Regions from separate parts of the Mus musculus genome. Here all the other regions are linked to region 5. Evidence: chromatin loops called from intact Hi-C (ENCODE). Cell type or tissue: left cerebral cortex. All regions are shown on one strand.

Region 1 (5,000 bases), 1.2 Mb after region 5:
TAAATGAACTATTGTTCATTTAATTCAGTTTACTGGAAGTGTATAATTTTTACTTAAGCATCTATTTTTATAGCTATTTAAGCACGTATTATTTTTAAATAAATGATTTCGTAGTACTAAGCAGGAATGGTGTAGGGTAGCACTGACTGGTGATTGCAGTTTAAGGATTTGGGAGAAGGGTTACAAGTGCCTATGACATGCTTGTGGCAGGAACATCTCTCTGCCCCTGTGTTTCCTTTACACTGCAAATGTGCCGGTAGCCACACTAACACATGAGTGATGAAAATGCAGACTTCTCTATGAGCATATAGTGCTGATGTGAAATATATGCATTACAGTATAATTAGGTAGGATTATCTGCCTGATGGAAATGGGCAGAATGAACAACAAATTTTGTAGCTATTCCTACTTTATTTCAAAATATTTAAAATATTTAAAATTAGAATATGTATTATAAATAAAAATGCAAAACATTTTAAGTACAAGATGAAACTGTCCAACTTCTTAAAATAATAATTAAGATGTGTAGCACAGCCATATCATTGTCAATAATAACACCGTAAGATACAATATGAGTAATTAAGAATTGTGTTCTGGTTAGTTTGTAGCATAAAATTTTGATGAGAAAAAAAAGATGACAGAAGAGGAAAAATTATGCAATTATCAGAAGAGAAAACATCCAATTAAAATCTATTGTAGCAGAAAGTATTTTAATTAGGATTAAACTATCTACTTTTTTAGGTTAAAATAAATCTCCAATGGTATGGACAAATCTTTTAATACATTCTTTTTCTCATTCACTGCCTTTTAATATTTGTACTTTAGTTTCTCATGTACATTTTATCAAATATCCCTTAGGTGTGTGAAGTATAGATTTCCTACTACCTTGATATTTATCCATCAGGTTTTTAATCTCTATTAACCTATGACATCATTCATTGTATCAAGCAATATTCAGTATTCCTGAATATTACAGTAGTCCATTTGTCAACCTTTCCCATTACTGAGTCCTTGTGTACAACAATCAACTCTACTTATTTTGTTCCTAGTGCCTGATAGAAATACTAGATGGAGAAGAGCCAGTGGCCCTTGGAGGATGTGAAAAGTCACTAAAAACTTGTTTTCAGAGTCAGGGGTGGCAAGGAGTAATACATGGATTGTTATTGAAATTTTATTTCTAGAGACAATTGGAGAATGACTGCATTTGATAGAAGACCATGAATGGTAGATGCATGGTGGTGCCGAGCAAAACACTGAGCATTGGTGGTGACCTAAGGGTGCATTCTAAAGAGAGCAAAGAGATGGCTGGGTTGTAGTGCAGAGTGGGGCCTGTGCACGGAAGTCTTAATACAGAAGGCAAGTTAAAGATTATGGGAGACCAGTCAGAATACTTAGAGAAAACGAAGTTCTAAGGGATGGAGCTGGAAGGAAGGGCAATTTTGAGTCTTACTTAAGCAATTTGGAAAATGCTTAGTAAGAAAGAAATGACCTTGTGAATGATTTAACATAATGGCATATGGGTTTTCAAAAATGATGTCCAGATTTTATTATGGAATTTGCTATACTTGTTGCTTTGATGCTCAAAGATAAGAAGGGAAGAAAGGAATAATACAGACCACATGCATAAACAGTAATCTTCCGCCTGTGCAAACCTGAGGTTATTTTTATATTCAACCTGATTTGTATTCATTTAGGTTCTATATGCACCAAAATGGAACACAGTAGTGAAAAGCTCCTTTCTTCAATTCATTTTTCATTTGATTATTAGAATGTGGAAAAATACATGTGATATGAAGCAAAATTCAGAAATGTTCTGTCAGTTTTCTTACTCAGCAGTATCTTAGTGTGCTCTGCATTGTATTTTTGAGGTGTTATTTTGCTTGGTAAAGGATGTGTCCTTTGAGTGTGTGATTCTCAGCTGCCTGCACTTCGCTCATCATTGCCCGTTCTGTTCATTCATTTTACCTCCATCCTTGCTGGAACTTAATATTCTGCACAGGAAAAACTGAAATATTAGCAAAAGCGAAAAGAACACTAAATGAAAAGAATTAGGTACTTCTTGACACTAAAAAGGAACACCGAAATAAAAAGTATGACTTCCTTAGTTTTTCCTTCATTTTACTATTTGTTTAGTAAAATGGGACACAATTGTGTACATTTTGCATAATAAACATTTGTCCTTTGGGGAAGAGCCTGTCTTCTCCGTTAGAAGCTGTATGATCCTGGTAGATTCTTCATCTAAGTTTTAGTTACATCACTCAACATTTCAAAATGAGTAAGTACTAAAGCTAATTCTTAGAGCTGCTTCAATTACATGTGTATATATCTATTTATTGTCTTACATGAAAATCAGCAGGGCATTATACTGGAGAAACTCTGCTTTGCCTAGTTCCGTCATTACTGCCTTATTTCCTGCCTCTAACCAGAGTCTTTAGCGTCCTCTGTTAGAGCAGTCCATATAAACTAGATTGACAAGGTTTCATTCTTGGTTGTGTAAAACGAGTTCCCAGGAAGAAGCACTAAGCATGCTTCTACAGAGATAAAACATATCCTGAACTGTAAGATACATACTAAAAAACGATTTAAGAAAAAAAATCGACACCATGCTGTGACACAGCGAGAGAAAGGACAGAAAATGTGTGTGTTCTGGCTTTTAAAGTTCAATACACTTTAAAGAGCTGTGTAAATGACTAGCTTGTAGTTTGCCAAGAGAAACCCAGCTAGGCGAAACACTGTCAGAGCTCCCCCTGATGGAGGTAATGAGGAAGGAAGGCAGTTTGGTCCTCAGGTTCTCCTAAAATCTGAATAAAGAGTAAATAGTAAAAGCTTAACAGCTTCACCATTCACAGTCGGTGCAATGGTTCCCAACAAGACAAACTTTTTTTGACACTGGAAAAAATAACTCCAATTATACCATTGAGAAAAGGTGCTGTTTCCCTCTGATGGTAAAGCCACACTTTTAATAGGAACAGAGCTGGAAAAAATAAAATAAAATAAAATAAAGAATGGGACTTAACATAATTGTGGACATTTTTTTCCCAATTCAGTTAGCCTGAGGCAACTGATAAATAAAACATTCTTTTGCAAAGAATAAGAGGATGATATTTTAACTGGTCTGTCAAATTCATTGTGGGCTCATAATCCTATCCAACTTTGGGTATAATGTATCCTACACACCTTTACATGGTGTTCTGTTAGGAAGGGGAGGCTAGCAATTAAGTGAAGATATTGAACAAATAGAGCCATTAGTGTTGGCTGTGAATAGAATGGAATAGCAACATTTTCAGCTTAGATGTCTGATTATTTAGACACATTTGGATCTGTGCTTCTCTTTTGAAGAAGAAAAGTCATCTTGAAATATGTCCTAAAATAAATAGAAGAAAAATAAAAATATTTCCTTGGAATGTTTCTAAATGATTTCTGCTGTAAGATATACATCTTACAGCAAAAGGACACTTTAAAAAGGGAGCATTTGTAGTTTGTGTGTGAAAAAAGAAACAATTTACTCAAACTAGCATACAAATTACTGGGGTTTTTGTAATGTTTAAATATTCAAGGGAAGAAAGTTGGTTCCCAAGAGGAAACCAAAGGAGTACTATAATTTAGGAGACAGGACTTCATCAGGGACTATGGAATGTTGCACAGAGTTAATCCATTTCTTAGCTGTAAGTAACCTTGAAAAGGATTCATTGTCTCATTGGTACTAACTCAGGATGAGGAGGTTTTCCTCAAAGGGAGAAAACAACTACATACACAAAATTGAGACAGTAAGTGTTCTTTTTTTTTTATGAGATACTTTCTTCATTTACATTTGAAATGCTATCCCCAAAGTCCCCTATACCCTCCACCATGCCTGTACCCCAACCCACCCACTCTTGCTTCCTGGTCCTGCAACTCCCCCTGGACTGGGGCATATGATCTTCCGAAGACCAAGGGCCTCTCCTCCAATTGATGGCCTACTAGGCTATCCTCTGCTATATATGTAACTAGGGACACAGGTCTGGGGGTACTGGTTAGTTCATATTATTGTTCCTCCTATAGGGTTGCAGACCCCTTTAGCTCCTTGGGTACTTTCTCTAGCTCCTTCATTTGGGGCCCTGTGTTCCACCCAATAGATGACTGTGAGCACCCACTTCTGTATTTGCCAGGCACTGGCATAAGCCTCACAAGAGAGAGCTTTATCAGGGTCCTGTCAGCAAAATTTTTCTGACATGTGCAATAGTGTCCGGGTTTGGTGGTTGTTTATGGAATGGATCCCTAGGTGGGGCAGTCTCTGGATGGTCCTTCCTTCCATCTCAGCTCCAAACACTGTCTCTGTAACTCCTTCCATGGGTATTTTGTTCCCCACTCTAAAAAGGAAAAAGACCACTTTGGTCTTCCTTCTTCTTGAGTTTCATGTGTTTTGCAAATTGTATCTTGGGTATTCTAAGTTTCTGGACTAATATCCACTTACCAGTGAGTGCATATCATGTGTGTTCTTATGTGATTCGGTTACCTCACTCATAATGATAGCCTCCAGATTCACCTCTTTGACTAAGAATTTCATAAATTCCTTGTTTTTAATAGCTGAGTAGTACTCCATTGTGTAAATGTACCACATTTTCTGTATCCATTTCTTTGTTGAGGGACATCTGGATTCTTTCCACCTTCTGGCTTTTATAAATAAGGCTGCTATGAACATAGTGGAGCATGAGCCCATATATCCAGTTGGAACATCTTCGGGGTATATGCCCAGGAGAGGTATTGCTGGATCTTCGAGTAGTACTATGTCCAATTTTCTGAGGAACTTCCAGAGTGGTTGTACAAGCCTGCAATCCCACCAGCAATGGAGGAGTGTTCCTCTTTCTCCACATCCTCGCCTGCATCTGCTGTCACCTGAATTTTTTATCTTAGCCATTCTGACTGGTGTAAGGTGGAATCTCAGGGTTGTTTTGATTTGCATTTCCCTGATGATTAAGGATGTTGAGCATTTTTTCAGGTGCTTCTCAGCGATTTGGTAT
Region 2 (5,000 bases), 1.2 Mb after region 5:
TATATGCACCCAAGTATATATAACCACAAATAAATGTAATAAAAATTAAAAATAAGTATATGATATATATAATGAATATTATGTATATGATCTATACATATATGTGAATATGATATGCACATGTGAATGTATATGTTATATGAAATATATATATATATATATATATATATATATATATATATATGAAAATGCTATAATTAAATTCTTAACCTTGTTAAAAAAATCACAAACTGTATGAGGAATAAAATACAAACATAGGAGAAAATTGAAAGTTAGATGAGTTAACAGACACACACAAAAATATATTTGTTCTTTTTCTCTCATTTTTGACAACCTTTTATATTCCAGAATACTACTTAATGCCACCACCTCCACATATACATGCTTGATCCACTCTCAACATTCTTGCATCCAAGGAGAAATGAAGAGTTTCCTTTTTCTATTCCGAAGACATTCGGTCCCGAGGTCAGTACTTGAATGTGCTTACTCTTCTTTCAATCTGAACCAAAAAATAATAACGATTTTACAGACTCCTGTTCCTTTTTTTCAGTCTTCCACAGCATGTAAGCAACGGTGGATCTTATTGTCAAAGTACATCGTTTGCATGCTACAAAATCTAAAAAGAAAAAACTGGGAAATGGGCAAGAGCAGCTAGATTATTAAGGGAAGAAGGTTGTGTGCCCATATGTTTGCAAATTTACAATGCATTAGAAATTTCACCAGGTACTTTCTGCAATGGTCTCTGGATTGATAGAAGGAAAGGAATTCCACTTTAATTACTATTCAGTTGTATAGCAAGCTGCAAAGAGCAACAGAGATTGAAACACAAAGCCCATAGCTTCTTAGAATTGTGGTTATATTTCATGGACACGTAACGTTAATTGTGATATTTTTCTAGTACACAGAAATATTTTATTTCAATATACCGTGTTGAAATACTTTTGTATAAAAACATTTGGAGATATCATTCTCTATCAACAACATCTCTATTTGTAGCACTTACTATTTACACTAAAGTAAACTAAAATGATAAATAACTTGGACAGAACAAAGATTAAAACCAAAAAATATGACCTTAAATATCTTAAAGCATTTTGGAACATAAGATAATAGAATGTTTCTGAATTTGTATTACCTTGCTAATTTAGAATTCAGTAAGATGAGTCATGAAAACAAAAGCTTACACTATAAAGTATTTGGGAGAAAATAAACAAACACAGCATATTTTTTCTCTATCTGTGAGGCAAAATGGACGATAAATACATTGGAATGAAAAGTCCCTGTTAGGAATTTTGGTGGGACCTTGGGCAAAGAAATGTAGACTCTGAATTAATTAGCAATAGCAAATCAAGTCAAGGAACTAATGGAGTTGGTGCACCCATATCACACTTCAGGGAATATCATCTATGAGGATTGTCACAGTGCACCCTAATAGGGAAAGTGAACATTATCTAGGCCACTAGGAAGGAGTTACTAACTGTTGAGAGATATCTAAGCTGCGTTCTAAACAAGATATTCCTGCTTATCAGTGGTTCAAAAAAGTAAACAAACAAAAAACACCCCAAACCCAACATCCTCTTTATTAAAAACAACAACTGGTTATGTGGATAACTATTAGGATAAGTGGATGTCTTTCAAGAAGAGAAACCTCCACTTAAACACACACGCACAAATTCATGCACACTCAATCACATTGTTTTATGATGATTAAAATATAACATCTCTGAAAGAATAGTATTACTTTTATAAATTACAATAAAGTCTTTATTACTGTTAGATATTATCCCCAGAACCTGGAGATCAAAAACGATTTATTTTCTCAAAATGTCAGTTGTGGAGAGGGTTCAGTCTATGACTCCAGGTCTTTGGTGATATTGCAGAGACTTTGTCAGGCAGAACAGCAGTCACATCAAGACTTAACTGTGTGTAAAGGATCTACTTCCAATCTGAGTTGTGCAATTTTAAAGCTTATTGTTTCACAGCTATGAACCAATCATCCAGGGCTCAAGTTATCCAGGAAATTCATCCCACGAAAGAAGAAGATAGAAGGAAAAGAAATCTTTTCAAAGTTGAATTTAGTTCAAATTGAGATGACTTTCTGGACTATTTCGTCTTACACTGCATTGGCAATAACCATATCATATGGTCACACCAAGTACAAAGCAGATGGGGATAGAGTCATTTATTCTGTCAGTAACATGCTCAGACTTTGAAAAGTCCTGATACCAAAATGGAAGAGAAAATTCGACAGACAACTAAGAATATAGTCATTTTTCTTCACTGAATTTTAAAAGCAATACATTCTTATTAAAAACAATAAGGTAAAGCCAACTAAAAGGTAAATGGCAAAAATAGGTTGTTAAGTGCTCCGTACAATCTCATTTTCCTAAGAGAAACATATGTAAGTAACATTGTTGTGTATTGCATATCCTTCCTATTCTAGATATAGATTTTTAAAGATGTTGCGTTTAATTTGGGGGCATTCAGTGGATTTCAAAAAGAAAATAAAGATAGTGAAGTTTGACCTGTCTCTGCGAATGTTTCAGGAAAGGAGACTGGAATACTAGACTAGTTTTGACATTGGATACAACAACAAAATGGTTCCTGATGCCCTAAAAGGACTTACAAGTAAGTAGGATTGTTTAATTCAGGAAGCAGAGTATCTTAGGCACTTTCCACAGTGTACTTTTGAACATCTATTTTGGGTATTTCAATTGGAAGTTTGGAATGTTCTATGAAAAGAAGAGACTGAAATAAGAAGTTTGCTTTATTTATCATGGTAGTGACAATCCAGTCATGAGATGCTGCATTCCCTGGGAGCTGTGCTGAGTGAGATGGGAGGGAGGGAGGAAAAAGAAAGCTACTTTCAAAAGTAAGAAACTAAGAGTGGAATTTAATGTAACAAAATTAGTTTTTTAAACTCTAACACTTAATACTTGTGTGTCTATCACAAAATAACAGGTAATAATATAATTGAAAGAAAATAAACGAGCCATAAGAAGTGTTTAAAATGGCAAACCTCTAAAAGACCTGAACTAGGGTTGTCAGTAGAAGTGTGTAATCCAGAGACAGAAGTCTGAAGAAGGAACTTGCTAGAGACTCTAGGACCTGTCAACCAGACATTGAAAGCAGCAGAAAGTGAGGACAAGGTGACGAGCAGCTACAAAGATTTACTCCTCACGTTTTCATTACACGTTCAGAAGATGTGGCTTTACAACTTTTGAGTAACTGTAATTTGGAAAATGTAAAGAATCCAGTGGCCACGCATGATACAAGAGGCTTCTTCACTGATGTGGAAATCTGTGTTGCTGTATTTGCTTTGTGCTGCTCTAATGAACTATATCCAGTAAAGATGCAGTGGGATGATGAAGGCCACTCTTGTAAAGCAAGGAAATCTTTAGGCAGTGAGACACTCGGTGTAACATGCTGGTGGGAATAGGGGTGAGAAAATGAAGTGACTTAGTACAAATGTAGTCTTTTACTTGTGCAGAACCTTGGCTTCAAATTTTAAGATGTTGTGGAGGTCGCAATATTTCCCAAAATATATGAGGATAGAATTTCATCTCTCAAACAGCACTAAAAGGCTGAGAACCACTGCTCTAGACTACAATTCATTCCAAAAATTAGAGCTACATATCTGAAGTAACTCTGAAGCAATAATCGATCTTGCCATCTTTTGTATTTGGAGAATCATGGACAACAGGATGATGCTACTATCCTTCCTAGATACTATCAAGATGTATCTTCCTTTAAACTGCATTCATTAGAGTTAAACCGAAGACTGAGTCCTGATTCTGCAACATAAAAGTAATTTGGTACCTCCCTCATGGATTTGGGGAGGGGAAGTTAAATGAAAAAACATACCTAAAATCTCCAGCATAGATCATCACTTGCTTGCATTTGTAAGAGCCAACCAAACTGATTGGTAGCTATTATGCTCCAAGTTAGGTATTTCACAGCTATTACAGCAATTATGCAACAGTCCTAGGAAATCTGACACTCACATTTCTCTCTCCAAGCTAGAAGAACGAATAACAGTCAAGTAAAACTCCTATAACAACAAGTTAAAAACCATAACTGTCAGGGCTCAAAGTATGTATCATTTCAACATGAAATTTGTGTTAATTTCAGCTCATTAGTTCCCTATGATTAACATAATACCTAATCTAGGTATAAGTATAAGTTCTTAATTTAGTAATTGCCTAAGATACCATGAAGAAAAACTGATTTTACTAAACTGTATTTTTATAACTCCTAATAGAAACCTACAGTTCCAAGTTAATAAGTATTTATTTAGCACTTGTTATGAGCACCATTACTAGTACATGGTAGTTATCGTAGTTATTGTAGCTGTGGCAAACCAATGTAAAGTAGTATGGAGAATGTCTGAAGATTAAGTACACTGATATGGTCCATTCCAGAGAGGCTGTTGTTGAAAGAAGAAAGTTCCAGGAAAAAATATTAGCACTGACTTTTCAAACAAAAGCAAGAAATTTATTTCTTTCTCTCTTATTTTTCAAAAGAGGAAATTCTACATAGTGATATTTAATAACTCTCCAAGGGTGGTGGATATCACAAACACAAATCTGACTCATAATTTTTTTCCATATGGAATGAAAATCTGAGGTTTTTCCATGTATACATAAGAGCCTGAGGAAATGAGCAGATACTTCCAGAAAGCATGCTGGCCTTCACTCTTTACCACCATTGCTCCTTTTATGTTAACTGAAGAGGTTTAACATGTTATTGCTATTAGTTTATGACCCCCACAGTGCCCTGAAAATTGTTTTCTGGTTTGGTGTTTTGCCTCATATTTGTGATTCCAGTATTTATGAAGTAAAACCAGGTAGATGGTTATGATTTTGTGGGCAGCTTCAGCTACATAATCAGATCCTACCTCAAGGCAGAGGGGCAAGGAAGGAGAGAAAAGATGTGATGAGGGCAAAGGAGAAGAGATGAAAGGAGATGAGATAAGAGAAAAGGGGAGGGGACCGGAGGAG
Region 3 (5,000 bases), 1.3 Mb after region 5:
TTGTGCCTGTTCATCACTATATATAGCTATGTGCACAAAATGATCTTAGTAAATTGAACTAGCACTGAGTGGACTATTAAAATATGATGAATTATCAGTCAATATGCTAACATTTTTGTTTACTGCTTGAAGAGAAATTAGAGATAAATAGGTAAATATTTAATAATACTAAACTTTCTCAAAGAAAAATGTGAGAGTACAACTCACCTCCCAAACCTGGTCTCAGACGATTGTCATAACCGTCCAGCAGTCGGTCCAAAATTCTTGTGAAGACAGTGGTGTTGTCTTTAAGTTCATCTTGGGAGGGCTGTCCATAGCTGAGGGAAGGATATAGAAAATAATAGCATCAAATTTCCACTAAAACCTCTTTCGATTCAATGCCTTCCTCAGAGTTTCTTACTTAACTTGCTATTGGGAGTTTGAATGTCATTAAGACTCTCGTCCTTGTCTCCTGTGTGGCCTCATTGGTGGTAGGCTTTTAGTTTTAATATAGAAAATGAGTTCTAACTCTACGTTTTCAGCTCTCAGCACAGCAAGTTCTAGAAGAGACATACCTTCTCTGAGCAAAGAAGACTGTTAACTCATACTGTAAGAAACAATTTGGAGGGCTTGATCTATATTATTTATCTTCTACGTATGTATATCTATATGTGAGTTACACAATGAATTCAAAGGTTCTTTTTTATTTAGTATGCAAATTTTTAAATATCAAAACTCCTTCCATTTCGTTTCCATACATTTTTTATTTTGATTTTTTGGATGTTCTTTTAAGATATTTAGGAAAGGAAGATACATAAATCATTTATTATGTTATTTATATTTTTATGAGTGTATTGATTTCCCTTAAGATGTATGAAGCAATGAAGATTCATTCAAACCTTTATTTTCTTTAACTTTGGTCATTTCTGGGTTTAGACATAGTAGAAGTGTTGGGAAAAGCCAACACGATGTAAGATGCACTCTAGATATAAGGTGGCATCGTGTTTTAAGACACAACTACTTAAGGGCAAAGCAGAGGTCAGAAATGAGTTTTTTTCACTTTCTGGAATAAGACTTTATTTTCAACCTTCTGTAGAGGAACGGTCATTCCTGTTCTTTCTGTTTGGGGCTATAGTCTTTCAGTATTATTATTCTAGCTTTCAACCACATAGGGATGCACTTCCTATAACTTGTGTTTCTATACCAACCGGTCTATTATCTATGCAGAATTAATCGTGTTTTATGTAATGACCAGCATGACACCTTCAAATCCTCAGAGAGAAGCAGTTTCTATCTTAGAAAAAATTACACTTGCTGACAAATCTCAGTGAAAGCTCTGACCTTGAATGAAAAGCTTAAGTAGGTACAGGGTGTAAAATTAAGAAAGGGAAATAAACCTATATACTTTATATTTAAATTTTAGTATTCTTTTTGTTTCACTTGTACATAGTTATATGGTTAATAAATAAATGTGAGCAAAATAATGGTGTTTTAAACCGGAATTCACTTCTTTGACAGGGATGCCAAATATAATCTATTTTCACCTCAGAAACAAATGCTGTTTTGCAAATAATTAATTTTGTATAAGCAAAATTCAGACCACTTCCTTTTTTCTTAATTTTATAAAATTTTATTTAAAACTTGCAGATATATAACACACCATACACCAAATTAACCACAGTCAATAGAAGGGACTAAGGAAGGACTGAATGTAAATAATGGCCACTTTAAAGATGCAAAGTTAATTTATTTTTCTAGTACTGATTCTTTCATGGATAAATGCATAAAAGATATTCAATACTGAAAGTATAAACTTTAATGTGACTCTTCACTGCTTCTGTTTGAATGCCTATCCTAACTGTATGGACATTAACTGAGTTGTATATACTTTCAAAGACTGCTTTTCTGATAAAGTTTTAACTTGATAGTTATACGTAAAATTTCTCTATGGCACTAAATATATGGAATTTATTTCCACAAGACCATTTTTCATTTCATTAAATTAAACATTAATCCATTCATGTCACACAGATTAAGAGCTTATTCTCATTTGGCAAAATTAAACACCTTGTTGTTTTATTTTATTTCTTAAATCAAGTTCTCAGTGAGTTTGTGACTTCCTGCGTGTCTCATTGGCAGATGACAGTAGTAAGGTAAAAGCAAGATCGGCTTTCAGAAAGTAAATACTTGTAAAAATTCAATGTCACAAAAACAAATACCATCCATCATCTTTCAAGGACACTGGAAGGTCGTGTTGATAAAGACAAAGAGATGTGAACACATCTAGGGATTCAGGAAACTCTCCATAGAGAAAACTCTTAGGGGGGAAGCAGTGAAATTAGGAAAGAAAAGATGATAAGTTAGAGAAACAACAGAAGGTGATTAGACTGCTAACACAGCCCTCAGAATCCCGGGTATCTGTTACCTTTATCTGTGCGTGTGGTGTGTTTCCACAGCTTATGTAAAACACAAGAAATTGTTTAAGCTTATGAATCTTGCTGTCAGCAATTGTTTGAATTGGAATGCAAATACCAAAGAGATCAGCCCCTTCCCAAACAAAACCAGCCCTGTTATTCCATTTGGAATGGGAATCTTTCTTTACTGTGATTTTGTAATCAGGCTCATCTTCAACCTTACATCTAATTTCCTATTTAAATTACAACTGCCACAGAACTCAGGAGAGGAACTAAGATGACTTTGGGAGTGAATAAATACTAATAACAACACAGAATGCCCTAGACTGAATACTCATTTTTGAAGAGAAATGTCAGTTACTGAACCTGCTTTTGATTCCACATGAACAACTCTGTAATAAAACACTGTGCACTAACTCCATCTACAGGTCATTATAATAGTAACACTCCATATAATTTTTCAAAAATCACTGATCACTTAACTCCTGAAATTAAGAGTATCAGACTGTAATATGCATCTTCTTCTTCCGATATTTGTTTATGCGATAATACTAAAAAGTAACACAGCCAGCATCTCATTTTAAACCAATCCTCAGAAATGTCTGCCTTTCCAGATGATTCCATAGCTCTGATTTTTACTCATAAAGATTCACTTCCTATTACACTTCAAGGAGTTTAGGATTTTATTATATGCTGAACACCTTTTAGTAAGGCACAAGAATAGACTAGACAAAAAACTATTAAAGTAGAGAACAATATAAAATATTTGATCATTTAGATAAATGCTATTACAATCTCATGTTCTTTATTGGATCATTAGAAAATACATTTATTAGTTCAACTTACTGAAATTGATTCACAACATTTCTTCTTGATATTAATACTAAATGAGCAAAATTTAATTTTTATCTAGTATTTTACAGCAATCATCTGGTATATTCTATCTCTATTGATTTTATTAACCATGGTTTAAAACACAATATACATGTGTTTCTAGTCATGTGGCATTCACGTTATAAATATTATTTTAACTTATTTTTATTCTAAAATATTATTTTAACTTCCATGCTTTTGTGAGTTACTCTATGATTTTGCAAATAGTTAGAAAATTTCCTATTGAAAACTTAACTTATAACTATCTAGTAACTTTTCCCATAAATTAGGAAATTATATATTTTTTGCTCAGTTACAAATGAAAACTAAAAAGTTGTTTCAGACTTAAGAGTTGAATTCATACATTTCCTAGTTTAAATTTAAAAGTAAAGCTTGTTAAGTGTATTCTCGTGAGCATCCAAACAAGAAAGTTATTTTCATGTTCTATTCTTCTTTAGTCTTAGCTGAAATTTTATTGCAGTAAAGTTTTCTGAATTCCCTTAGTCATGAATTCATCCATGGACAATTTTCTTCCCCCTGATGGAATAAATAAAAAATTACAGAAATTGTCATGCAGATTTTAAAGAAAATGCCCCCACCTTCTTCCCGACAGTGTGCTCAGAATGAGGGTCCAGGCCCAAAGATAGTCAGAGAGACCCCGACTTTTCTTCATCACGGGCTTGCACAGCTGAAAAGTGGAATAAGTAGAGATCAGTGTGTCTTGCAAGAAACATCAGGTTATAACCACTAGGGCTGACTGAGGCAGTTCCGATGAATGCTTTGAAGTCAGGAAATGACCTCACTGGAATATGACACTCATTGGAAGCAATGGAAACCTGGCCCATCCACTCCCCACCTTCCGTACCACCTTTCCATTCAGAAATGTACCAGAATTTTAATTTATCCTATAAAACTTGAAATGGTTTCAGGTGACAAAATTACTCTAGAGTAGCCTTTGCATTTCTATTACTTGCTGATTTATTCAAAACGACCTTTCTGATTCGGGTCCCTGTGGTGGAATCTGTACTGAAAGGTTTAAACTTGGTGTCTCTAAAAGGAGGGCATGTGGTTACGTGGGATCTAGTAGACTAACACCTCTGTTGACAAAATGCATCCCTGAATTCTGGAGATACCTTGATTTCAGAAGCAACTGTATCTGCCTCTTTATAAAAACCATTGGAAACACACTGTTGAATGCCAGAGTCGTGCTTCTCCTCTGTGGTTGTTAAATATGCTCACTAATGTTTCTGTGAAGCTAAAGGATACACTTTAAAGTCAGGCCATGTGCTGGGCTCTCTCTCTCTCTCTCTCTCTCTCTCTCTCTCTCTCTCCCTCTCCCTCTCCCTCTCCCTCTCCCTCTCCCTCTCCCTCTCCCTCTCCCTCTCCCTCTCTCTCTCCCTCTCCCCCTCTCTCTCTCCCTCTCTCTCTCTCTCTCTCTCTCTCTCTCTCTCTCTCTCTCTCTCTCACACACACACACACACACACACACACACACATCAATGCACACAAACATACCCACACATATCTTGTAAGCGTCCTTTAATTTCTTCCAGGGTGCTGCTAGAAAACACTTTGTCTCCAACAGATGGAAGCTTAAGTGGTTTGCTTCGCATGAAAAGGAGGGTATATTTATTCCCACTTAGGTAAATTGCAATCAATCATTATCTGATTGTTGAACTTGGATATGGTAGGAGGATACTGGAGGAATAAATGTGTATGGAACAGAAGAGTTAT
Region 4 (5,000 bases), 85 kb before region 5:
TTTTTTTTTTTCTTGAGGCAGTGTATTCTTATTTAGCCTTGGCTAGCCCGGAACTTGCTATGTAGACTTGGCTAGCCCAAAATTTATAGAGCCTGGTTCTGCTTCTGAGGTGCTGTATTAAAGATATCTTCTTGTTATTATAATGAAAATAATAAGAGTACATAGGAAACTATCTAAGGTACTTCATACTTTTCCCCAAAATCAGCAATGTTTGCTCTTTCATCTTTGATAATGTTCATAGTGTAATGCTAACAAATAACTTAATATGTATTTGATGAGATCATGTGGTAATGAATAAATATAAATATTGGGATCATAGATGCCTATAAGAAGTTGAGGTAATATACTAACATCATTTTGTGTGTGTGTGTGTGTGTGTGTGTGTGTGTGTGTGTGTGGTGAGAGAGAGAGAGAAGCAGAGACAGAGAGAGACAGAGACAGAGACAGAGACAGAGACAGAGAGAGGGAAAGACACACACAGAGACAGAGCTATATACATATGGAGGGAGGGAAAGAGAGAGAGAGAGAAAGAGAGAGAGAGAGAGAGAGAGAGAGAGAGAGAGAGAGAGAGAGAGAGAGAGAGAGGTGGTGGGATTATACCATGCAAGGATCCCCACAGATCTATGTTGAGCCTTTTTGTGGTTCCCTTGTGCTATGGTTTGAACATGTCCCCGCTACCCCCCAACAAACATTGAGATGTTGAAACTTAGTGGTCAATATAATGAAAATAAGAGGTGAATGGTTAGGTTACTAGGGCTTCATGAAAGACTTGAAGCAAGTTGGGCTCCTTTGCCTTTCCACCTTCTCTTGTGTGATGAAGCAGTCACAAGTTTCCACCTTGGGAGCAGACACCAGCTTTCACCCCATGGTCACCCTTGCCTGAGCCTCAGTCTGGAAACTCCCAGCTGATAGAACTGAAAGAAAAAACAATTCCATTATTCCCAAATCACCCTGCCTTAAGTGATTGCTACTGGAGTTCCCAAAGACCAAGGTACTGGATAATAAGTTTCAGGAAGGAATGGAGATTTTCACAAGCGGGTATCAGTTTCCCTGACAAATCACCAAGCTTAAGGGGGCTATTCAATTAATAAGAGAAAAATTATAATAGAAGGGTTGTTAGAGACATTTTCTTTTATTTCTTGAGCCTCAGCTTCTTGATCCTATTCTCAGTCTAGCTCACTCCTTCACTCACCTTCCACGTCCTTGTCAAGTTACAGGAAAAAAAAAAACCCATCAATCAATATTTACTTTGAAGATAAAAAGCTGCATCTTTCTGAAGGTATATCTTTTAAGATGATGTAGTGGATACGGGGGGTGTCTGCATGCCTTGCTGTGCAACTGGAAAACTTTTATCTACATTCACTATCAGTTGAATTGTTTTGAATAATTGACAGTAAGAAATATTGAACTCAGTGGTTGGAAATTCAGGCTGTAGAGCATTTGTTACCATAATGCCTCATATAGAAAAAAGATCCATCACCGTCAAGAGTTATTTTCCTTTACCAGAAAACAATCAGTTAAATGAAATTATTCAAAAGTAGTTAAGTAGGTGAGCTCTGGGACCAGATTGCCTTGCTTTACCTTCCAATTGCATCGTTTCTCAGAAACGAAACTTTATTCGCTTATTTTTCTGAGCTCCAGTTCTCTGTCTACAGGATAGAGATAATATTTGTCACATAGTGTTGCTATAGGAATTAAATGAGGTGTGTTAAGTGCTTGGCACTGTGTTGGCATATTTTAAGTGCTTAATAAATATTAATTCTCATCATTATTATTCAGCCGATTGATCATCAGATAGCTGGGGCAATGATGAAGTCACTTCTGGGAAGGAATAATTACGGCATACGTACCCCCCTACCCAAGATTGCTATTTCGCAAACTTTAATATTAATGCACTCTATTCATGAATGAGATGAGCTTCGGAAGAATTGAAGGCTGAAGAGGAAAATTACCTAATCACCAAAGTGCTTTAAAAAGTTTGAGTCAAATTACACCAGATGCTAATAGCAAATTGTTAAGGAATAAGAATGTGGATACATCATTCCCAGGGTTATTTAATCTCTACTGCACTCATCACACTTAAAAAAAAAAAGAAAAAAAAAACTACGTTGACTAGGAACTCAGTATATATGTGAAACTATTTCCTATGTAATATATTTCTTTAAAATGAATTATAACAATATTTCCAAAGAGGTTTAGTATATAAGAACTTTCCAAATGGCTGGAGACACGTGTGCATGTGCACATGCATGTGCACACACACACACACACACACACACGTAAGCTAAGGGCAAAGTGTTTTATTTTAATGTAGCCACTTCCATTACCAAATGAACATATGCAATCATTTGGTTTAGGCAGAAGAATTGCTACATCTGGGCTATTCTCTATATAGAAACTAACATGCATAAAAATACTTGAGTATTTGTCATCAGATAGATCCAAGGTCAGGGATGTTCAAAATACCTTCTACCTCTTGTTCTCTGAAAAGAGTCAAGAGTTTATTCTCTTTTTTATCCCACAAATATTACTTACTTATCTAGTGCATATTTTCATGATCGTCTACCACCAGTCTTAGAATAGCTCAGAAGAGAATGTTATTTACTTTCGTTTATTGTGTATTTTCAGCATAGTCAGTTTGCAGCTTTATGAATCCCCCTTCTATTGAAACTAGTCAGCCCCGAATCATACTTTTGTGTGGACTGATTACATTAGGCTCATTTATCACCAGGTGCTCCTGGCAGAGAGAGAATGGCTTAAGACCTTTGAAAAGACTTACGTTAAAGATAGGGTCAGAACATATATAGGTAGTTCTCAAAATGAGGAACACAAGTGGCCAATATACATTTTTAAAAAGGCTAAAGATTCCCAATCATCCAGGAAATGCAGATGAAAACTGCTTAGAGGTACCACCTCATTTCAGTCAGAATGGATATCATTAAGAAATCTGACAACAAACTTTAAGAGAAATGTTGGGTAGAGGAGTCCTTATTCACTGCTGGTGGGCATGCAAATTAGAACAGCCATTATGGAAATCAGTATGTCGACTCATCAAAAATTAAAAATAGAACTACCATATGGTCCAACTATTTCACTCCTGGGCATATACCCAAGGGAGTCCATACCCTACCATAGAGACACTAACACGTGTTTATTGTTGCTATATTCATGAGAGCAAGGAAAAGGAAACAGCATAGACTCCCATCCACAGATGAACAGATAATGCAAATATGTACATAGGCACCACAGTGATATATTATTCAGCTATGGAAAAAATCATGAACATTTCAAGAAATTTCAGTTCTCAACTGTGTTTGTTTCTTCTTGCTGGTGTTTTCTTGGAGGAAACAGAAAGCCAAAATAGGTACAGCACAACTAAAGATCATTTGTTGATCTACTACTTTGCTCAATTACTATGGTGGCCCTTCATAAAATGTAAATCTTTTAGTCTTAGTTGAGTATGTTATGATATAAATATCTCACCCCCAGTTTGCAGATGAAGTAGCTTCCTGAAGCAGCTGAAGTACTTCTGTCAACATTCTAAATCTAGTAAATAATAGATCTAGATTACACAGCCTGGTTTGTGTACTATTAATTATTTTTACAGAGGGCTTCTGCGGGCAAATCAATGGTGGCATCTGGAACCCCTTTTTCTTATGCACACCTTCTCTTTGGAATAACGAACCTAAATTAAATACTTGTTTTAGTCTAGGATGATGGCTAAGGAAGCTGTGACATCTCTTTATGACTTTCAGTTTATTTTTAATTACATGGATATGTGTATTTTTCTGCATGGGTATGTGTCTATGAATGTGGTGCCCACAGAAACCCAAAGAGGTTGTAAGATCCACTGGATCTGGAGTTAAAAGTGACTGTGAGCTGTCCGAGGCACTGTGAACCAAACCCAGGTTCTCTGCAAGAAGAACATGTGCTCTTAACCACTGAGCCATCTCTCCAGCCACCTACTCAGCTCATTTTAACATACTATCTTTTCCCTTTGGTCCCTTGGCTGTCTATGACTAAAAACTTATTGAAGAAAAATTAACAGTCCCGTAGTTAGCATATTAAATAGACTTTTATCCCTCCTGCCAATGTTGAAACAACTAATTATCAGCCCTGGTTGGGAGCAAGGACATTTGACCTCTGATAGACCAACAGAATTCTTCAAAGAGGAAAGGAAGAACGAGGTCCCCTGCTCTCTCAGTTTTTAGTCATCTGATTTAATTGACCAAGAATAGGATTTGGTACTCAAGTCTTCACCGATGCACAGCGTTAGAAATAATGATTACAGCAAATCAGGGCTCATGAATATGCAGTTTATTTCTGCTTTGAGACATTTCAGTTATCTAAATTAAAAACACAAAATTATGGATTGCAAAGAAAGCAGTAGGGACTTTTTTATTTTATTTTAACAATTGGAGAATATCACTGGAAGTGAAGTCTTCCTGCCAACCTGAAACACATAAATCATTGTGCCAAGAGAAGGATGCTTTTCTAAGTGCTGGCTTTAACCCTACCCCCACTCCAAAATATACTTAAAAATAGACCATGGGAGCTTTAATTCATGTGGGTTTTCTTTTTCTTTTTTGGTTGTGAATTTCACTTTCAAGGCTATACATTCCAGGATTGAATCTAACACCAGCTTGTTCACAGGATGTTCCTTACATGCAACATCCACGCTCAGAAATTCAAAAGTAAGAGATTGGTTTTGGTGCCTTTTCCTTCCTGAAGCACCATTCCCCCCCCCCCCCAGAATCTTCTGGAATGTTCTAACTCTTACTATCTGAAGTCGCTGTAGTTTATTAATATTGACCCTATAGACCTATACCTATGTTTGAAAAATTACCTCTTCCATCTGCTGCTTCATGAAAATGGCTCATTTGATTCCGTCTTTATTCATTACCTTTTGAGGCAATCTGGCTAGAGAGTGGAAGTGCATGTGTTAATGTTTCATAATGAGTCAGGTTAGAATTGTCTTTTTCTAAGTTAAGTTTGCTAAC
Region 5 (5,000 bases):
AATTTGTCTGCTCTTTGGTTAGTATTCTGCAGGCCAGTAATAATCATCTTGTTTAATGTGAGTCTGTGGAAGGTCAGGCAAATTTAAGCCCAGGGCAGTGCAGTACTACCTCCGACCATGGAGAGGGTGTTTTGGGGTGTGCTTTACTCCGGGGATCCAGGATCAGTGCCTTGGGTTAGCCATAAAGGAGAAATCAGCAGTAGTAGATTTATGCTTTGTTTTCAGTACAAATTATAAGCCACTATCTAATCTAAAATTGCAAGGATGGAAACAGGATTACTAATAAAATTACTATAACATCTTATTTATGGATAAAGTGCTCTGGATATATTTCTTACTAAGCTATAAGATCAATCAGATATTTTCATCCCAGGGTATTTTTTATAATTTAATGATAAACACTCTATTCCACTTTAGACACAAACTCTTCAGGAATTACATAGGGGACACTGGAGTCTGAGACAGGAGGTTTGGGAGCTCAAGGCCAGACTGGGCAGCATAGTGATACATGTCTTAAAGACAATAAAGAAAAAAAAAACACATAAATATTTCTATGGAGGATTTCTTGTATTTACTCTGTGATATAGATAGCCAAAGGTAGCCTGGTAGCATACACAGCCTGGATCATAATGCATACAAGGTTTTGCTAAAAAGCAGAGAAAAATGATCCGGTCTTTAGGAGAGAAGTTTCAAGATAGCTATTTACAGCCCAAGTTCAGTCTGTGATGGAAACAGACGCAGATCAACGGCCAAAACATGAGGCCGAGCTTGGGGAATCTTGTGCAAGGGTGACGAAACGATTGAAGGAGCCAGAGGGATCAAGGACACCACAAGAAAACCTACAGAATCAACTAACCTGAGCCCATAGGGGCCCAGAAACTGAACTGTCCACCAGAGAACATGCATGGGACTGACTTAGGCCCTCTACCATGTGTAACAGCTGTACAGTGGGGTCTTCATGTGGGATTCCTAACAACAGGAGCTGGAGCTGTCTCTGACTCTGTTGTCTGTTCACTTTCATTTCCTTTTACAATTCCAGATGGAATATTTTACCCCCATTAAAAGAAATCACTGACATATTTACAAGGTCTTGACTCTATTCCCTTTTGACATCTGTTCCTTTGCCACAGTGTAATTTTCTCCAGTAGCTCCCAAGCAGTCTTGTCTGTATGGGCTGATGTGGAGTGTGTTCAGATCTATCAGTCTCGCCTCTAGGACAAGTATTCTTCTGGCTGCTATGGATACCTACTTGGCAGCCTTCCTCGTTAATTCACATTTGCCTACCCGGGTATATGATCCTATATCACAGGCTGAGGGAAGCCAATGAATGCTTTTGGAGTATAGAATTGTCACTGGATTCGCCATCCCCACTTAAGATCTGAAGATGCAGAAGGGAGTGGCAAAGCTCCTGGTAAAGATGTCCTTATGGATCTGCCTTTTGTCAGTTCCTCAACTCTCGTTTCACACTCTTGTTCGACTGATATTCTCAGAGCACATGTGCTTCAGGAGTTAAATGTCAGAGATACAGTACAGAGCTAAACCCAGTTTCTACTTCCAAATAGCTTATAGTCTGTCATGAAAAAAGACAAGTGCATTATAGCGTGATAAACACTTGGAGCTTTGGCCGTGTGGATTTGTGTGATAAACTTCTCCTGGATTATGACACTGAGATTTTATGGATTGTTACTGTGGCATAGAGCATCTTATCAGAACTGACAGATACCTGGATAGAGACATATTACACTGCTCCAAGTCAGCCCTCAAGCCGTTTCCAAGAAGCACAAGATATCGGAGGCCAGTTGTACTCTGCACACAATTGCTGTAGACCCTGATCTTTCCTTTCTGATGCCTTACCAGGATGGCAGCTCAGGTGCACATTGGTGCAGCTTGTATCCCACTTCCTGGACTCTGTGATTTGGCTGGATTCATCAGATGAGAATTGCTCTGTTTGACGCTCCCTTTGCTTGCTCTTTGTGTTTTGAGATAGGGTCTGGCTTGCGAAGTAATTCTGACTAATCTGGAACTTGCTATATAGACTAGGCTGAGCTTACTTGCAGTGAAGCCTCTGTCCCTGTCTCTCTAGTGCTGGAGTATCAGGAGTGCCATCTGCCCAGCCCCATACTATCTATTCTTACAAGACAAGGAGAAAGCTCTGTTTCTTCCTTCAAGTTCTTGCTAGATGAAAATACATTTGAAAATGCAGTTTTCTTGTTTATCATCTTTCCAGAATCCTGGAACTGTTCGTGGGTTACTCATCATAAGTAGAAGTTTCTGGCAAAGAAGCTACCCCTACAACTGTGCATCTACAAGGTTTGAGAGAAGGAATTATGAGGACCGGAGAGATTTTACTAGAGCAGATTCTTAAAACACAGACCATGCAGTCTGTCTTTTACCAACATCTGCCAGATGGGGGCAGTAGAAGAACATAGCTTGCTTAATTGGAGCCCCACCAACTCAAGTGTGGTACTGTTTTTATTAGGAACAACACCAAGTGTTTTGTGAAATGATTTTTGCATGCATTTCTAGGGATGGGGAATTCTAGAATCTTCTGGAAAGATATAATAGCTTTAAAATGAGTTTTATTACTACTTCTGGAGATTAAAGCAGAATTTCTTTTTTTTTTCTTTTTTTTTTTTTTTTGGCCTTGAAAGTTAAGATAAAAAGATAGTTTGGAGGAAGCTGGGCAACAGAAGTTTAACTCCATAGTGGTCTTTGTCCAACTTCTGCTCTGTCAGTGGTTTGTGCAGAGTTGAAAACTACTATTTTCAGATTTTGGCGTTGTCATCTGGGCCTCCTGACAAGAGGCAGCTCACACTCAGCAATCCTCCAAATAGGATTCTTGAGTCAGCACGGGTTTTGCGTGTTCAAGGGCACTGGTGGCTTGTTTCTTCAGGTTAGCAATCTGGTGAAACACCATCCGGCTCAGCATCCCTCCTAGAGCTGGGGCAGGTCATCCCGTCTCCCCAGACTTCAGCTAGAACTGGAGAAGATAATCCTCAGGTCTTTCCAGGTCTGGGCAGCTCTGCTTCTACAGACTAGAGGTCATTCTCAGCAACTATGGCTAGCCTACTACCACACATGACATTCCCGACACCTCGAGGTGTACGCGAGGGTTTGCACTGTGTATTTCACATCCCTTCCGCTCTGTGATCTATTAGTGGTTAGATGGCAGCCATTTCAGCCTTGTTCCTGGTGAGAAAGCCACTCATTAGTTCATTGGCAGCTCGGGTGGGCCTTCCCGTTGCTTTTGTGAAATGGAATACTGTCACCTGGCTGGACTTAGCAACTGAGGTCATTTCATACTACTCTAGAATTCATTTTCTTGCTTTTCTTTCTTTTTCATTTTTGAGATGGGGTCTTAGTAAGGAACCTTGGCTGACCTGGATCTTGCTACATAGACTAGGATGTCCTGGAGTTGGCAGAATTCCTTTTGCCCCTGCTTTTGAAGTTTACTGACTTAGCAGGCAGAAAAGACTTGATTTCTTGTTCTACTTCCATTCTGCCTCAGGCCAGTAGCACTGGAATTATTAAGTTTTCATTGTAGTTCTCAGGATGTCTTTTGCATCTATCTTGGATGTGCATGCTGGATGGCAATCACAATGGTAACTCACTCTACTGCTTACCTTGGCCTATTGCGTTGTCTAAATCTCCCAGGACCTTCTTCCTGGCTATCAAATGATTACTTATCTTTCAAGTTTTCCCCTCTTGCTTCCCTCTTCTAGCCCTTACTAATCTGTTTTTCTCCTGAGTTTTTTTTTTTATTACATCTATAATCCAGTTTATATGACTTAGTGTGTTGGTTAGTTTTTTTTTTTTTTTTTTTTTGTCAACTTGATGTAAGCTAGAGTCTCACATCTGGGAGAAGGAAATCGCAATGAGAAATCCCCTTCATCCTGTAAATAGGACTGTGGGACATTTTTTTTTTTTTTTTGATGGATGATTGGTATGTGAGGACCTGTATCACTATGGGAGGTGTCACCGCTGGGTGGGTGGGCCTGAGTTGTGGAAGGAAGCTTATTGAACAGTAAGGAGCACTCCTCTCTGGTCTCTGCCTCAGTTTCTGTCTCCAGGTTCTTGCAGTGAGTTTCTGCCCTGACTTCCATTCAGGATCGACTGTATCCAAGATGAAGTAAAGCCTTTGCTCCCATGTGGCTTTAGGTCATGATGTTTATCACGGCATTAAAAGCAAACTAAGTCACTCATCATTGTTTTGTAATTTTTTTTTTTTGGTTTCGAGATAAGTTAGTTTTCTCAATATGCACTACATGGGGAAACTCTCAAGTTCACAGGGTACTTTTTTATTCACTTTAAGCCTCTGCTGTGAAGTGAACAGACCTGACAACCAACTTAGAGAATTTAATAATTTCCTTTTCTCTGTCTTTAAGGACAAAGGTAGGACTTCTGTTTGCTTCACTCTGCTGGAAGCTTGCATAGGGCCGTATGGCACCAGGACAGCTAATCTTCGGGGAGTAGGCTTTCAGGCCAGTATCTGCTTTGCTCCCCTTGGTCCTGTGCAGGATCTTAACGATGCTGCTAAGAAAGGCAAAGAGGTCAATGGTGGGACAAGGTGGCATGATGATGGGAAGAGTTATTAGGGAGATGCAGCCAGGAGCCACCCAATGGTGAAGCCACTGGACACTCTAAGTACAGGAACAAATTCCTTTTTGGTGGTTTTGTAAGGAACTAACCCTGCTGTGAGCTTAATACAATATCTTTAAATCTTATTTTGGCTTATGTTTTCCAGATTGTAAAATAACAAATCTTTGTTGCTTTAAGCTATTGCTTTCTTAAAAAATTAATCCTATCTATCTATCTATCTATCTATCTATCTATCTATCTTAATTAACTAACTAATTAACTAATTATGTGTGTATCTGTATGTCTGCCACAATGCATGGATGTAAGTTCAAGCACAGTTTGGGACTTGGTTCTGTTTCACTATGAGAGTCCTAGAGATCAAACTCAGGACATGAGCTTGGTGGGATGGTTTTTATCTGCTG

The links. A loop is a pair of places that touch in the nucleus more often than their neighbours do. Peaks named below come from ENCODE experiments on the same cell type or tissue, not always from the same donor. Only the 100,000 strongest peaks of a DNase experiment are listed, where the experiment ranks them.
Region 1: it touches region 5 in a loop (3-fold over the local background); 4 of 42 quality-filtered maps call a loop at or near these places.
Region 2: it touches region 5 in a loop (2.6-fold over the local background); 4 of 42 quality-filtered maps call a loop at or near these places.
Region 3: a loop joins it to region 5, with 3 times the contacts of the local background. A loop is called at or near these places in 3 of 42 quality-filtered maps.
Region 4: a loop joins it to region 5, with 2.6 times the contacts of the local background. A loop is called at or near these places in 7 of 42 quality-filtered maps.

What each region holds. Positions count from the first base shown.
Region 1 is chr11:42,065,277-42,070,276 of GRCm38, forward strand. No RefSeq gene overlaps it. Among named protein-coding and RNA genes, the nearest start is that of Gabrg2, 67 kb to the left of the region's middle. In left cerebral cortex, a CTCF peak has its summit at 2,749; a DNase peak (open chromatin) is centred at 2,742.
Region 2 is chr11:42,049,038-42,054,037 of GRCm38, forward strand. No RefSeq gene overlaps it. Among named protein-coding and RNA genes, the nearest start is that of Gabrg2, 51 kb to the left of the region's middle. In left cerebral cortex, no CTCF peak of the experiment used is centred here; DNase peaks (open chromatin) are centred at 2,096, 2,724 and 3,165; H3K27ac peaks cover 897 bases.
Region 3 is chr11:42,175,695-42,180,694 of GRCm38, forward strand. It overlaps Gabra1 (gamma-aminobutyric acid (GABA) A receptor, subunit alpha 1), which reads right to left. Exons shown (of 10, transcript NM_010250.5): 2 at 3,866-3,954; 3 at 208-317. The coding sequence starts at 3,939. Among named protein-coding and RNA genes, the nearest start is that of Gabra1, 4.7 kb to the right of the region's middle. In left cerebral cortex, CTCF peaks have their summits at 2,823 (motif pointing left) and 4,002; DNase peaks (open chromatin) are centred at 2,609, 4,065, 4,390 and 4,845; H3K4me3 peaks cover 3,156 bases; H3K27ac peaks cover 1,400 bases.
Region 4 is chr11:40,778,960-40,783,959 of GRCm38, forward strand. No RefSeq gene overlaps it. Among named protein-coding and RNA genes, the nearest start is that of Ccng1, 26 kb to the left of the region's middle. In left cerebral cortex, no CTCF peak of the experiment used is centred here; DNase peaks (open chromatin) are centred at 3,082, 3,939, 4,565 and 4,972; H3K27ac peaks cover 2,535 bases.
Region 5 is chr11:40,863,485-40,868,484 of GRCm38, forward strand. No RefSeq gene overlaps it. Among named protein-coding and RNA genes, the nearest start is that of Ccng1, 110 kb to the left of the region's middle. In left cerebral cortex, a CTCF peak has its summit at 2,409 (motif pointing right); DNase peaks (open chromatin) are centred at 1,335, 1,716, 2,404 and 2,842; H3K27ac peaks cover 2,295 bases.